4 separate regions of the Homo sapiens genome follow, and regions 2, 3 and 4 are each linked to region 1. The links are chromatin loops, found by intact Hi-C in ENCODE. Cell type or tissue: mammary epithelial cell. All regions are shown on one strand. Region 1 has its middle 19 kb from the start of OOSP1. Region 2 has its middle 33 kb from the start of LINC02705. Region 3 has its middle 8.6 kb from the start of MS4A4E. Region 4 has its middle 13 kb from the start of MRPL16.

Region 1 (2,500 bases):
TAGAATAAACTCTCCCAATGACTTAAATCACACTCATAAATACAAACTGAAACTTAGATATTTAGTAGCTCAAATCCCCTTAAGCATCTTAAGTCACAGCACCCATAAAGCAGCATAGTGACTGGAAAATGTTTCACCACATCCCTATAAACACAACATGCACACTTTATACCTATTTTTTTCCACATGTTCCTGGGGTTACAAGTTTACTCAACCAAACAAGGAAAGCAAAATCATCACCTAAGTTCCAGCCAAGGTTACATTGTCAGAAACCAGGACTGGCAGTCAAAGAAGGAAGAATGCAGCAGAGGGCACCGGGGGAAGGAAGAAAGTCCATGAGAGGCACAAAAGAGAGAGATGCAATTCCTTTATTGCATGTAGAGATTATTAAACAAAGCTCTTGAAAAGAGATGCACTGCAGGAATGTAGGCATCACTTTAATTGTAAAACTGATTTTATGGTCACAAAAGCACCTACATGGAAATGAAAAAAAAATACCTTTTCAACACCCTCACCATCTAAAAGGTAAAGTACAGTATCTACAACCACTGCATGAGCATTCAGACAGCACGTAGGCCTGAGATTCCATCAGTAGTAAAATCAGCATCTCTGATGCCCAAATTCACTCTTGTTCCATTATGACTGGGGGCATATAAAATGCCATTAATACGGAACTAAAAATTAAAATTACAAATAAGCATTATATGGGTTTTAGGCTAGTTGAGATGCTAGTGACCTGGAACTGACCCAGAGACCAAAATGTAATTATAGGGCTGGATTTAGCAGCAGCAGCCTTTTCCATTTATTAACCCCTAATACTCATATGGAGCTGTCATGCCATCCCCCATCTCCAACACCCACGTGCTAATTTAGGATAATGGATTGTGGCAGAGACCTTGTTCTCTGCTAAACTGCTGTGGTTAATGGAGAGTCCAGGCCTCTAAAATAGCTTTGCCATCATACCATATCATTATAATTTCTTATTAGATAGAAACAGTTCGTTTAAACAGGACAGTCTTAGGCTTTGCCTAAAAGTTTAGTTACTAGAACACAAGAAAGTTAATGTAGGTCTTTCTCAATCCAGCTTTTCCTAGTGGCTGTTAGCCAGAAAAATATAGGCTGCACAAACATTTTAACTCTTTCTCTCTCTTTCCTTTATCTATCTGATGTGCCGACTCAGTCTTGCCTAAAGATAATAACTGCTTATCTTAGATCTGACTCATGGATGGGTCAGAATAAACTTCTAGTTTTAAGAGATACTCACAGAGAGCTGAATGGTGGCATTGCCAATTTTTTTACCTTGTTATTGTTCTTCTAATATTTAAACATGATGTCATGAGCTGCCTTCCCTGCAGATGGCACTGTTTAATGGGTTTAGAGGAAGGAAGCCACAGGGCCCTTTGGAAGGAAAAAAAAAGTCTGGGGTGAATTTTTATTCACTCATCTAACAAATATTTGAGCATCTCCTCCCATTTTTCATTGAATCTAAGCTTTAACTATACCACTATTTTTCATACGAAGATTAAGGAAACTTTATATCTTTAGGATTAAAGAAACTACCAATGAATCAGGCACATTTTACTACTTAGTCTTTGAATTTTATAAAAATTGAAAGAGCTCTTATGGACATCTTTAATCATATCACTCTTGTGCTGTATACAAAAGCAAGTGTAACAAAAAGCAAGTATAAACAAAATTAATTGGTTGAAGTAACCCTAAAATATTTTTACAGTGAGTCTCACTCTTCTAAATCACTTCTTGGATCGCAGTCATCAATGTTCCTGTTTCCCCACAAATATATCTCTCTTTGAGCCATCACCACCATTGGTGATGCAATATCTCTTAAAAGAATGCTTCATTCTTCTCTCCAGATTGTATGCCAATTGGTGGTACTTATTTCTCAAATTTTTATGCCAGCACTCTCTGACCTTACCAAGAGGCGCCAACAGAAAGTTTCAGACCAAGTTCTCCATGTGCAAATGATGACAGCTACAGCATTCCTGTCCACTGACCAATCATTATATATAGCTGATTATAAACTTTCTAGAATTCTGATTTTTTTACTGTGTAAAAAACTGTCCATGTCAGAGTAAATGAAATATATCATGTGCCAGTTCTCTTCTATGCACTGGAAACCTCATGTAGGTGACATTATAAGGAAAGAATACAGAAAATAAAAAATAAGCAAATTATATATCACATTAGATGGTGATAAATACTGTGAAAGAATAAGGCAGGTAAAAAGTTTAATGTAGGACAGAGGATAGGATTTTAAGTAATTTTTTGAGTCAGGGAAGGCCTCATTTAAGCAGAGTTCTTTAGTTGTCAAAGGAACTGATCATAGAGGAAAAGGTGTGACATGGGTTGGCTGTGTCCCCACCCAAATCTTATCTTGTACTGTAATTCCCACATGTTGTGGGAGGAACCTGGTGAGAGGTAAGTGAATCATGGGGGCAGGTCTTTCCTGTGCTGTTCTTGTGATAGTGAATAAGTCTCACGC
Region 2 (2,500 bases), 210 kb before region 1:
AACGAGGCTAATCTATAATCAGAGTAACAAAGTTTATAGCTGCCTAGGTTACAGCTGTCTGTCACATGACTCAGACTCCATAATCACATTCCTTTAAGGCTCAAAACAATTTAGAGTTTCAACAGCTTGGATTTTGAATTAATACTTATTTTAACATCTTCATTACCAATCAGTCATCAGCCCTCTTCCTCCTCAAAAGTTATATCTGCAGTAGTACCTTGTTTTCTAAAGCACTGCAATTCAAAGTAAAGTTGTTTTGTCTCCCGAGGCCCACAAAGAACACCAGGTATCCCTGATACTACAACAGGTTGAAGTAAGTCCAGCAACTCAGAACTCCAGTATCATGAGAATCAGCATTGTACCGTTCATGACCTGTGAACAAGTATGTTTTATGAGAGAGTGAAGATTTGGAAAGTATGTATCTCCTCCATAAGAGTATATGGATGGCTGGATGTGGTGGCTCATGCTTGTAATCCCAGCACTTTGGGAGGCTGAGGCGGGTGGATCACGATGTCAGGAGATCAAGACCATCCTGGCTAGCACGGTGAAACTCCGTCTCTACTAAAAATACAAAAAAAAAAATTAGCCTGGCATGGTGGCAGGCACCTGTAGTCCCAGCTACTCGGGAGGCTGAGGCAGGAGAATGGCATGAACCCGGGAGGCGGAGGTTGCAGTGAGCCAAGATCGTGCCAGGGCACTCCAGCCTGGGCAACTGAGCAAGACTCCGTCTCAAAAAAAAAAAAAAAAGAGTATATGGGTAAAGAATTGTTTAGAAAGAGAAAACAGCACTTCTTGGGTTGAGACCCAAAAATGGTTTCTCTTCTTGATTAGCTGCTGAGACACTTGGAACATGATATAAATTCTCCATGGCTTACATTTATTTTTGGTCAACCTATATCCCAGGACTACTAGAGTCAAACAGCGTGAACATGTTTGAGGGAAGTGGTAACATGACAATGCTGGTATATTGCATGTTAGACTTTTGAATTTCCATATTATAATTTTATATTTTTAATGATATTACAATAGTAAAAACAAAGACTGTCTCAATCTCTCCAGCAGTTAAAGATAGAATAGCAGCGTCAATGTTAAACAGTTTCATGCCTGTTGGAAATTGAGGATCACTGGGCAACCTCTTGCCCCATATATCTTTCCCAAAACTTTATGTTAAAATTTCTGTTGTCAGCAATCCATTCTTCTCCCATCCCCCAAAACTATCTCTTCTCTTCTTTCCTAAGAAATGTGCTATCTAATATAAACTCTAGAGGTTAAAAATGGAACGAGAATGCAAATTCTTAGTCAAATAGGGTCAAGTAAAATTATGAACATGCACTCAGGTCTAACTTCTCCAGGAAGTTCTAAATGAGCACACAAGGATATTTCCTTTCTTTTCTCCAATACAGTCCTTACAGTGAGAGTCAGTCTCTAACATACCTCATCCTCTGCTTTTTGTATCTATCCCTACATCCTATTGAGACTGATTGACACCAGAGGGCAGCAGTAATGCATTCCTCTTTGCTTTATCTAGGCCTAGAGCATCTAGCCCAAGGCTAGGCATGCAATGAGTGCATGGACTAACTGATATATGGAAGAGGCCACACACATTGACAGAGATCTTAAATTTAGGTCCACTGAGTCCTCCTTATTTGTACTATTTTCAGAGATAATGTAGGAGCCATTTGCCAAACATTCACTGAAAAATCAACTCACAAAAGGCTGGTTAATTGGAAAAAAAAAAACAAAACATACAAATTTATAACCACAGGGGGATTACTCACTGCTCAACATGGTTCAGAAACTTATATACTATTGATACAGGAGCTAGAAAGAAATTATTTAGGCAGATGTAAAGAAGTCCATGGCAAGGCTTCCTTTTTAACAAAAAGCAGCCCCAAATCATTTCTTTTCTAACAAAGAGCAGCCTGAAAAATCAAGCTGCAGACATAGATAAGCAAGCTGGAAGCCTGCACGGGTGAATACCAGCAGCTGTGCCAATAGAAAAGGGCTACCTGGAAGCCAGGTATGTTCAACATGGAGGCTCCATCTTCCCTTTTCTTTGTCACCGTGTGTACAGTAAGGACCAGGCAACATGACGCTGGCCAAGTAGAGAACTTATCTGCAACCTAAAAGATTAGGGTGGGGCAACCAGCTTCTTCACATGCTATGCAAATGGCACACCTGGTCCAGTCAATCTTTCATCCCCTGTGTAAATCAGACACCTCCTCAAGCTTATCTATAAAACCTTCTGCATTTCACTGCTGAAGTGGCAACCCATTTTCTCTGGGACCCCTCTCTGCTCAGAGAGCTCTTCTCTTTCTTTTTTTTTTTTTTAATTAATAATATGTTTTTGTTTTTTTTTTTTACTATACTTTAAGTTCTAGGGTACATGTGCACAACGTGCAGGTTTGTTACATATGTATACATGCGCCAAGTTGGTGTGCTGCACCCACTAACTGGTCATTTACATTAGGTATATTTTCTAATGCTATCCCCCTCCTTT
Region 3 (2,500 bases), 330 kb before region 1:
GTACTCTTTTCAGGACAAAATGTCATGCACAAGTCATAAAGTACAGAGGAACTACACCCTCCAGAACAGTGGTATGGGCAACTTTCTGCCTAATAGATACTTTATATTAACCAAGCAGTAGATTTCCTCTCAAACAAATGAAAAGCAACTGAAGAGAAACCTCATAAAAACACAGCACATTTTTGTTTCCCAACAGTTATAAACAACCCAGTTTTCCTTTCCCTTCTCACCCCATGTTCAGACACTATGAGTATTTCCCAAACTTTGGAAACAAAGACCTAAGTTTCAGTTTCCTGCAATGACATGTTGGTGACATTCTACTGCAGTCTTCAGGGCAACTGCTGATGGCAGAGTTGCAGCTGGCTTGGAAAATTTATTTTTATTTATAAGGGCAGAAGCAAAGGAAGCCCCCAGGTTCACTCACTGAAAATAACTATTGCCCATCTGCATTTGTTTTTGCTGCAGCCCCAAGAGCCACAGTAGAGAGGCTGCTGGCATGGGCAAGCCTGGTCTTGGAGCTTAGGGCCACTGACCTCGGCACTAACATGAGTCCCTTTCACAACAGATTGCCACTGCCCTTACGGATCTGAAACTCAGGGTCAGCATAGGCTCAGAGAGGTCACTGGCATCTAATCCAGCAGACCAGACAGATGTATGAGCACTTTCCCTCCAGAAACCTATTTACTTCTTCAAACACACAAACATTATATTGAGCAACTTTTATAACTTTTTGGTATCTCCTTCTCTGTTTGCAGAATGGAGATAGTTAAACATAATAATACTCCATGATCACAGGATGAGAAAATATATACATCCAGCACTTAGAACAAAGCCCGACACAGTGTAATGTAATTTCATCAGGACTTCTGAGCTTCCTTTTCTTCCTCTTACATCTCTTCCTGTCTCACTTTCTTAAATGATACAGCTTCTCTACACTTCCATATACTGGCACCCTCTTTATTTCCTCCCTCCAGCACTTGCACACAGAGACACCTAAAATCCTCAAGACCACTCCAGTGATTTTCGGGTACCACTCTTGCTAGACAACAGAAAAAAGTAATATGGAAGGAAATTTTGCATCTCAACTCTTTATAGCTTAGATAATGCTAAATGGTCCATATGCTTTCTGATAGTTGAGGGCACATGCATTTATACAATAACATGCACACACAAAGTACCGTCCCATGTGAGTGTTTAGGGGGAACGCTAGGCAAATCTGAGGCTCCAACCACTTTTTGTGTACTTTTCACAATTTCCCAGCAGATGGCAGCAAAGTGTCCTGAGGACGGTTGGGTTTTTCTATGTAATTGAGCTCTGGAGGCAGTGTAAAGCTGGAGGCTAAATTGTCCCTCTAGATACACAACAGGACATAGGCAGGAGTAGCTTTCTGTTCAGTTTCCTCTGAGGCCCGAAGAGAACAGATGACACAGAGTCATGCCAAGGGCAGCCTCTGAAGCAGGTAATTATTCAGATAGAATTGAAATCAACTTTTTTTTTTTATGAGAGGAGTATTCTGTTATCAATATTGTGTAGAATTTCTTACAAGTAGGTGATAAAAAGCAGATGGCAGTTTGTTATTGTTGTAAAAAAAAGCCCAGGACCAGACGGATTCACAGCCAAATTCTACTAGAGGTACAAAGAGGAGCTGATACCATTCTTTCTGAAACTATTCCAAGCAAAAGAAAAAGAAGGACTCCTCTCTAACTCATTTTATGAGGCCAGCATCATCCTGATACCAAAATCTGGCAGAGACACACACACACACAAAGAAAATTTCAGGCCAATATTCCTGATGAACATCGATGCAAATATCCTCAATAAAATACTGGCAAACTGAATCCAGTAGTGAATCAAAAAGCTTATCTACCACGATCAAGGCGGCTTCATCCCTGGGATGTAAGGCTAGTTCGACATACGCAATTCAATAAATGTAATTCATCACGTAAACAGAACCAATGACAAAAACCACAGGAATATCTCAATAGATGCAGAAAAGGCCTTCAACAAAATTCAACAGCCCTTCATGCTAAAAACTCTCAATAAACTAGGTATTAATGAAATGTATCTCAAAATAATAAGAGCTATTTATGACAAACCCACAGCCAATATCATACTGAATGAGCAAAAGCTGGAAACATTCCCTTTGAAAACCAGCACAAGACAAGGAAGCCCTCTCTCACCACAGTTAGGCAAGAGAAAGAAATAAAGGGTATTCAAATGGGAAGAGAGGAAGTCAAATTATCTCTGTTTGTAGATGACATGATTGTATATTTAGAAAACCCCATTGTCTCAGCCCAAAATCTCCTTAAGCTGATAAGCAAATTCAGCAAAGTCTCAGGATACAAAATCGATGCGCAAAAATCACAAGAATTCCTACAGACCAATAACAGACAGAGAGCCAAATCACGATTGAACTCCCATTCATGATTGCTACAAAGAGAATAAAATACCTAGGAATATAACTTACAAGGGATGTAAAGGACCTCTTCAAGGAGAACTA
Region 4 (2,500 bases), 96 kb after region 1:
GGTTGAAAAACTATTTATCAGGTACTATGTTCGCTACTTGAGTGACAGGCTCATTAGAAGCCCAAACCACAGCATCACACAATATACCTATGTAACAAACCTGCACGTGTACCCCCTGAATCTAAAATTTTTTTTTTTTTTTTTTAAAAGGATGGTTGCGGCCGGGTGCGGTGGCTCACGCCTGTAATCCCAGCACTTTGGAAGGCCGAGGCGGGCGAATCACGAGGTCAGGAGATGGAGACCATCCTGGCTAACACGGTGAAACCCCGTCTCTACTAAGAAATACAAAAAATTAGCCAGGCGTGGTGGCGGTCGCCTGTAGTCCCAGCTACTTGGGAGGCTGAGGCAGGAGAACAGCGTGAACCTGGGAGGCGGAGCTTGCAGTGAGCCGAGATCGCGCCACTGCACTCCAGCCTGGGCGACAGAGCGAGACTCTGTCTCAAAAAAAAAAAGGATGGATGCTCATAGATTTGGAAGATGAAGCAAATACATTTATTAAACACTGTAGTGTTTCCTTTCACTTGGAAATTTAATGTTTACTTCAATTTTTATAAGAGGAGTTTCATAGAAAGGTGCATTTGTATTTATTATGCACTCAGTTTTATGTTGGGTAGTAGTAAACTCTCATAGCAATTAATGAGAAGAAATTTGTAATATGATAACTGTTTTTCTTCGTATTATTTCATATGATTATAATTAGAGGGAGTTGTTACACTTTAATTCATTCTTCTCTATTACACTCAGTACATTAGGATAGAGAGTTTATTATAAGCAGTATACATATCTCAGAGAATACAATTTATATTTTGAAGTTAGAATGCAAATTTTAACTTCAAAAAATAAATTAAATTTTAAAAATAGAAAGACACAAAATTACTGAACATACCAAACAAAATCAGTACTGAATATGCATAGAAAGTACCTAATCAGGAAGAAACCTAACATTACCTCTGAGGTTTTTCTGGTCATTATTTTACTGCCTCTACTCACATTTTTCTCATAGTCTCACAAGCAAGGATCATTTTTGCTTAACAATATATCTTCATCACCTAGCACAGCATCTGGCATAAATATTTATATTGAATTAATTAATTATTTTAGTTCAGAAAAGATTAAGTTACTATTGGAAAACATAGTCTACAGATACAGTGTGAAGAAATCTGATCTTGGGATCAAAAGATTTTGAGTTGTCACTCCTGTATTTGCTCATAAACAAGGTGAGTGACCCAGACGAGTCTCTAATTAACTCAAAGATCAGTTTCTTTATCTATACTCAGAGATTTGGCATAGAATCATCTCTAAAATTCTCTTTATTTTTGGAAAAGTCTTAAGAATTGTATTCTCTGAGATATGTATACTGCTTATAATAAGCTCTCTATCCTAATGTATTGAGTGTAATAGAGAAGAATGAATTAAAGTGTAACAATTCCCCCTAATTATAATCATTTATGTGTGCTCATTATTGCATAATGCAAATGCCCAAGCACGCATTTGGTTGAGGTTTCAGTGTCTATAATAAGCACTTTGTGACCTCTACTGGACATACACGGTAAAGTCTCGTATGAGCCCAGGAGTTCGTAGACCAGCTGGGGCGACATAATGAAACACCGTCTCTATGAAAAATTTAAACATTAGCCGGGCCTTGTAGCACAGATCTATAGTGACAGCTACTTAGGAGGGTAAAGTGGGGAAGGGTCGATTGAGCATAACTATTTTGTGAAGATGCAGAAAAGAAAGAAAGGAAGATTGCTAGCAAATACTTTCCCTCCATTTAGGGATTGTATACAATTGCACTTGTCTTTAATTAGATGTGTGAATAACCTATATAACAAGTATGTGATTGAAGTACACTGTTGAGGAACTGGAACTAAATATCTGACACCTCCAGTCGCCTCAAACTGAGATCCTGCAATTCTTTGAAATAGCAAAAGCCTCAACTTTGTCAGAAGTGCAAATGGTTCTCAGATTAAAATGAAAAAAAAAAAAGAGAGGAATGAGAATTCTAGCCAAGAAAATGAAAACAGAGAGTGTGGAACTTAATTTTATCTTGAAGAACAAACATGTTAAACATAGCCAGTATGTTTTTTTGCAGAGTGCAAAAACAAAGAACTTGACTGAACAGATATAAAAATGTGTAATAAAGTGGCAATGACTAAAACAATGTAGCACCAGTCTCAGAGCATGTGAATGGAAGAAAATGTCAAAAGGAACTCCCGAAAGCTGTGAGAATTTAGTACATTATAAAGTCACATATTAAGGCCAGGCCCGGTGGCTCACGCCTGTAATCCTAGCACTTTGGGAGGTTGAGGCAGATGAACTATTTGAGGTCAGAAGTTCAAGACCAGTCTGGCCAATATGGTGAAACCCCATCTCTACTAAAACTACAAAAATTAGTCAGGCATAGTGGCATGCGCCTATAATCCCAGCCACTCTGGAGGCTGAGGCAGGAGAATCACTTGAATCTGGGAGGCGGAGGCTGCAGTGAGCAGAGATCACGCCA

What was found. A loop is a pair of places that touch in the nucleus more often than their neighbours do. Peaks named below come from ENCODE experiments on the same cell type or tissue, not always from the same donor. Only the 100,000 strongest peaks of a DNase experiment are listed, where the experiment ranks them.
Region 2: it touches region 1 in a loop (12-fold over the local background); 6 of 110 quality-filtered maps call a loop at or near these places.
Region 3: a loop joins it to region 1, with 14 times the contacts of the local background. A loop is called at or near these places in 3 of 110 quality-filtered maps.
Region 4: it touches region 1 in a loop (14-fold over the local background); 34 of 110 quality-filtered maps call a loop at or near these places.

Annotation. Positions count from the first base shown.
Region 1 is chr11:59,918,053-59,920,552 of GRCh38, reverse strand. No RefSeq gene overlaps it. Among named protein-coding and RNA genes, the nearest start is that of OOSP1, 19 kb to the left of the region's middle. In mammary epithelial cell, a CTCF peak has its summit at 1,363 (motif pointing right); DNase peaks (open chromatin) are centred at 1,362, 1,862 and 2,432; H3K27ac peaks cover 895 bases.
Region 2 is chr11:60,129,700-60,132,199 of GRCh38, reverse strand. No RefSeq gene overlaps it. Among named protein-coding and RNA genes, the nearest start is that of LINC02705, 33 kb to the left of the region's middle. In mammary epithelial cell, a CTCF peak has its summit at 1,493 (motif pointing right); a DNase peak (open chromatin) is centred at 1,519.
Region 3 is chr11:60,250,443-60,252,942 of GRCh38, reverse strand. No RefSeq gene overlaps it. Among named protein-coding and RNA genes, the nearest start is that of MS4A4E, 8.6 kb to the right of the region's middle. In mammary epithelial cell, a CTCF peak has its summit at 1,262 (motif pointing right); no DNase peak of the experiment used is centred here.
Region 4 is chr11:59,822,206-59,824,705 of GRCh38, reverse strand. No RefSeq gene overlaps it. Among named protein-coding and RNA genes, the nearest start is that of MRPL16, 13 kb to the right of the region's middle. In mammary epithelial cell, a CTCF peak has its summit at 1,545 (motif pointing left); a DNase peak (open chromatin) is centred at 1,535.